Regions from separate parts of the Homo sapiens genome. Here region 2 is linked to region 1. Evidence: chromatin contacts called from ENCODE Hi-C data. All regions are on one chromosome and are shown on one strand. Each heading gives the region's core, a stretch centred on a gene start or an enhancer-like site at or near the end of the contact. The rest is flanking DNA. Distances are from core to core; before and after follow the strand shown. Region 1 holds the start of ZDBF2 (zinc finger DBF-type containing 2). Region 2 holds the start of CCNYL1 (cyclin Y like 1).

Region 1 (2,700 bases), core at 108-2,607:
AATTCCCTTCCTCCTAGGGTTATGGGTTTTATTAAACAATGCACTTATCTCAGTTGAAATGAGGACAACCTGCACAGCAACATCCACGTTGTAATACGTGGAGGTAATGACAACCAGGTCTGTACTGCCACCCGGTCAACGAGAGTTTATAAGATGCATCTTGATTTCACAGATGTTAAAATGTGGGGAAAAACATGGCTTAGCATCTGTGAAATACATAATGTCATGGTGCTTCGATCAATGTATAGTGGATTTTCTATAATTCCAAAGTTGGGATGTGGAAAAAACTTGCCTTAAAAGAAATCCGTACTTTTTGGTATGTTAAATCTAAGGGAGGTTATAAATCGAACAGTTGCAGGAGCCCAACTTTAAAGTGAGAGAAAGATGTAGTGGGGGAAGAAGGAGCTGAGAAATACAGAAAGAATAAAAACAATGGACGCAAAAGCAATAGGCAAGTTTTTTTGTTGTTGTTCTTTAAAGGGACAAAATCACAAGCTTACTAAAAAGGGTAACGACAATTACAGCTACAGCCAAAGAGCAAAGTAGCTCATTTTAAGATTATTTTTACATTAGACATAAGCTTTGCAACAGGGCCTCTCTCCATTTTAGTAAAATTGGTTTAGGTGTTTCAGAACCTTCTTATCGCAGATTATAATTTCATATTCAGTAGTGTGATTCATTTAGGTTTGTGATCTCCGTTACACTTAAACTGTTTTTGCTCACAACTATATTCGTAATGGGGTAGCGCAGTGAATATAATTGCATGACCTAATGTTGTTTGTTAATATTTGTAACCCTTTAATGTGCAGGATAGATCTTTGAATACCTAACTTCCTTAAGCCTCAGTTTTCTCAATTTGTCAAAGGGGGACAATAATAGGATTCATTCAGAGTTACTCTGAAATGAAATGCAATAATGTATAGAAACCTTAAACGGTGCCTAGCACAGAGCAAGCGCTCATTGAACAGCAGCTTTTGTGAGATGCACCTCACTATGAAATAGGCATGGAAACGGAAACGACTAGCTCTCTTAGCCCCGTTTTCTTTTCTACATTCATACGTTGCTTTGAATTGGCAAGCAGTTTTTATTTGGACCCTCAAACGCTAAAACCTTGGTCTCTACTTCGCGTCCCAACTGTGCTTATGAGTCTAGTCATTTTTGTTGGAACGCGATAGATTTCCCAAGCTCCGGAGTGGGGCCCTGACCAGGGAGGAAGTGTCCGCTTTAAGAGCTTCTGGAGGGGAGGAAGGGGCTCCTCCGCCCGGGTGGGAGAGTGAGTGAGTGGGTGGGCGGGCAGGGGGCGGTCCCGCCGCTCCTGCGTCAGAAGGGGTCTGGTTTTCGCACCTTCCCTGACGTCAAACCTCCATCAGGGTTGCAACGCCACGTTGCCTTGGATGCCTGCGTGAGTGGAGTCGCGACTCGGGGCCCGCGTCCTGAGAGACGCGCTCCCGCGCCGCTTCTCGCCTCCGGACCGCAGGGGCCGAAGTCGCCTATTTCTGGCTCCGCGGGCAGCGGGGCCGTGGCGCTCGGACGGTCTGGGATTCGGGCGCCGCCGCGGAACCGGAATAAGAAGGGAGAGCGCCCGGCTCGGTCCTCGGTCTCCACCGCGGCCCGGAAGGAATCCGGGCAGCCTCCGCGGAGGTGAGTGCCGCGGCGGGGGCGGGGCGCGGCCGGGGCGACGCCCGCGGGCGGGGCCTGCTCGCCGGGCGCCCGGGGCGCCTTCTTCCCGAGGGACGCCAGGACCGCTCGCTGGGCTCCCGCGGCCGCCTCGCAGGTCCTCGGCTTCCCCCCACCCCGCGTCCCTTTCTGCCCCTGCTGCGTGAGAGGTGTCGGCGGCTCCGGGCCGGGATCGAGGTGGCGGGGCGAGGGAAGGAGGTGGGGCGCAGGCTGCATTGCGCTTCTGTCCGGGGCCCTGGGTCAGAGGGGCCGGCGGACGAGGCCTCGGGTCCGGGCTTGGGGAGGGGGCGGTCTGCGGGGTCGGATTGAGGGCCGGGAACCCGCGGAGTCTTGCCCCTGGGCACCTGTGGGGCCGAGATCCCGAGCCACCTGTCCACACACCCCCTTCCCCCAGTGCCCTGCGTTGGGTCCAGCTGGCCCCAGACCTAGGCCTTTCCCAGCCTCGGGCGATTATAGTTTATTTGAAAACGTTTGATTTTTGTGTTAATGATTCTTTTACTACCGCCGTGCAACAGTTGTGTAAATGTGGTCGTGTTACGCCATCGTTTTTACTTGCTCCTAAGAAGGGCCTTACCAGCTCCTGCGATTATCTCACGCGATGATTCTTGGTAGCTCGTGAAAAAAATGCATAACAAGATACTGGTTCTCAAGGGACCAAAACCCCACCCCCACCTAAAGGAAATAGCTTGTTTTTGTTTTTCTTTTTTACAGCAATATGCTACGTGTGGGGAGGGGGAGGGACGATGGAGGCAGCCTGTAGCGATCTCATCCTCGAGAGAATCTGCTAACAATTTGGGGGGTATCTTTCCTTCCTTTTTAATTAATACACAAACATATATACGTGTGTTACATAAGGGGTGTTTATTTGCTTTTTTCACTTAATACGTGGAAGACCTTTTCTCTATCGTTTGAACCTAAAGCCTAGAAGGCAAGAAAGCAACTCGTTAGAGAGTTGATAAAGTATCACTGCAGTGGCCAGTGATTTGGATAGAAATAAGCTGAATTCAGGGTAAGAACTGGTTT
Region 2 (2,700 bases), core at 13-2,512, 1.4 Mb after region 1:
GTTTATTTATTTTTATTTTTATGTTTTATTTTTTTGAAACGGAGCCTAGGTCGCCCAGGCTGGAGTGCAATGGCGCGATCTCGGCTTACGGCAACCTCTGCCTCCCGGGTTCAAGTGATTCTCCTGCCTCAGCCTCCCGAGTAGCTGGGAATACGGGCGCGTGCCACCATGCCCGGCTAATTTTTTGTATTTTTAGTAGAGACGGGATTTCACCGTGTTAGCCAGGATGGTCTGGATCTCCTGACCTGGTGATCCGCCCGCCTCGGCCTCCCAAAGTGTTGGGATTACAGGCATGAGCCACCGCGCCCGGCCGGGATTGTTTTTAAGGGTTAAATAAATATACCACAGTTGGAACACTGTCTGGCACATAGTGCTTGCCAAATGGTAACTATTCATCTTCATGGAATCAAGACTGTGGTGCCCCACTGCATGGTTCTCAGTTTTGCGTGAGAAAATCGTGCTTTCTGTGCTGTTTTTAGTACAAGAAGAGAAACCTGGAAGTCCCTGCCTAGAGGAGAGAAACAGGCAAGAAAAGGGAGTTGGCGAGTCCCAGCATTTCAGAGTTGGCAGGGACGAGTTAGGTCCCTATTTTATGGATGAGGAAGTGGAAGGGTGACGTGTCCTCGAGTCTCATTCAAGACCCACAGCCACAACTCTTTATGGAGAGTAGGACCAGGGCCCCAGGGTTGCTATGATCACGTTGCAGGTGAAAACTAACGCTCATTGGAAGACAGGAGCGGAGCACTGAGTTACAAAAACAGTTAACAATTTGGGTGTAACCAAGTTTAGTGAGCAAACGAAAGCTGTCAGACTCGGAAGAAGAGTTGCTAATGGAGCGAACTCTTTACTAATAACGGCTTTCTACAGAGATCATTGACACAGCTTCCAGTTACAAATGCCCGTGCGCTTCCAGTAGGACCGGAAAGCTCCCAGCAGCCAGCGATGAATGAAAACCCGAGTCTGGGATAGCGGCGTGAGGGGCTGGGCAGCTGCCAGGCGGGGGCGGGGCAGCAGGTCACGTGCCTGGCTTCGAGGCGGGCGCCGGAGGGGGAACTCTGACCATGATTGGTTCCTCCTAACCAGGTGACCGCAGGTCGCGTTCCGGTTGGCAGGCACCGGCCAGGGCCAGCGGCCTTCAGTCGGTAGGCGGCGGCGGAAGGAGGAGGAGCTCCAGCCGCGCTCTCTCCCGGCAGTGGCTGTGCTTCACAGCGCTTGTTGGGTTCCCCACCCCTTTTAAATAAGCCGGGCTGGTCACCGCCCTCGCAGACGAGTCAGCTTAAGGGAGGCGGCGGCAGCGCGGCGGTGGGGGTGCGGCCGAGGCCCGAGCCCTGCCCGGGGCCGGGCCGCGGGGCGGGCGGGCGAACCGCGGGCGAGGCGGCGTCTGCTTGCGCGGTGCAGCCCCAGCGTAGCCCGGGGCTGCCGGTGCCGGCCGCGCCATTGTTGGGGGAGGGGGCGGCTGTTGAGGGCGGCGGAGTAGGGGGCGAGCGAAGGCGGTGGCAGAGAGGAGCGGAGGCTTCCCATGGGGAACACGCTGACCTGTTGCGTGTCCCCCAATGCCAGCCCCAAGCTGGGCCGGCGCGCGGGGTCGGCGGAGCTGTACTGCGCGTCCGACATCTACGAGGCGGTGTCCGGGGACGCGGTGGCGGTAGCGCCCGCTGTGGTGGAGCCTGCCGAGTTGGATTTCGGAGAGGGCGAGGGCCACCACCTGCAGCACATCAGCGACCGCGAGATGCCCGAAGGTAAGGAGGCGGCGGATGCCATCCGCCCTCGGGCTCACCTCTGCCCGCCTCCTCCCCCAGAGTCCCCCGGGAGGCATCCGCCGCCTCGGGCTCCTTCCTGCCGGTAGCCGGCCCCGGGACGAAGGCTGGTTCTGCCTCGCGTCCCCACCCCTTATTCTTGCCCTGCTGCGTCTGGCCAGTTTCTTTTCCTCCTCCTTACCGTAACGCCCAGTTCTTGCTCCCGCTTCCCATTCTCCCAAGCCGGCGTGGGACCCTCTAGTCCGCCGCCCTTCTTGTTTGTAGCTCTGTTCATTGTCTGGTGGGACTTTGCTAAGACTTTTGGGGTATATTGTTTTCCTTTTCTCAATGGAAACTCAAATACCTCAACTTCGGAGTACTCATCCCATTCCCTCCCTTAACCCATCCAGATGGTACCTAAGTGAAGGAACCAGGTAAGGGTCTGATTGTTCCTTCCTCCCATCCGTGAAGATAGCTGATGCCCGCGACAGTTTAGACCCAGATGTTTGAGGATTTCTTATCTAGACTCAAAATAGAGGTTGCCATAGGAGACACTATATGGTATTCCTAATAGGTTAAGTCGGCGTGAAAGAAGCTGCTTTATTCCTTCCAACTATAATTTGAACACAGAAAGAAAGAAAATGGGGGGAGGGGCGTAAAATGACTGTGAAGGGTGTGAGAGGTTATTACCAGGGGTGCAGACAAGTTGTTTTTTTGAGACGGAATCTCGTTTTGTCGCCCGCCCAGGCTGGAGTGCAGTGGCGCGATCTCGGCTCGCTGCAACCTCCGCCTCTCGGTTTCAAGCGATTCCTCTGCCTCAGCCTCCCGAGTAGCTGGGATTACAGGCGTGCGCCACCACGCCCAGCTAATTTTTGAATTTTTAGTAGAGACGGGGTTTCACCATGTTGGTCAGGCTGGTCTCTAACTCCAGAGTTCTTGATCCGCCCGCCTCGGCCTCCCAAAG

The links. A loop is a pair of places that touch in the nucleus more often than their neighbours do. Pooled maps may share reads with other maps.
Region 2: a pooled map shows a loop between it and region 1 (10-fold over the local background). The contact joins the promoter of CCNYL1 here to the promoter of ZDBF2 in region 1. A Hi-C loop is called at or near these places in 6 of 50 pooled maps.

Annotation. Positions count from the first base shown.
Region 1 is chr2:206,273,306-206,276,005 of GRCh38, forward strand. It overlaps ZDBF2 (zinc finger DBF-type containing 2), which reads left to right and starts at 1,358. Exons shown (of 5, transcript NM_020923.3): 1 at 1,358-1,641. RefSeq lists silencers at 1,253-1,312, 1,593-2,052 and an enhancer at 1,716-2,215.
Region 2 is chr2:207,710,378-207,713,077 of GRCh38, forward strand. CCNYL1 (cyclin Y like 1) reads left to right here and starts at 1,263. Exons shown (of 10, transcript NM_001330218.2): 1 at 1,263-1,739. The coding sequence starts at 1,520. RefSeq lists enhancers at 455-654, 665-714, 1,067-2,063 and silencers at 935-1,384, 1,805-1,914, 1,927-2,086.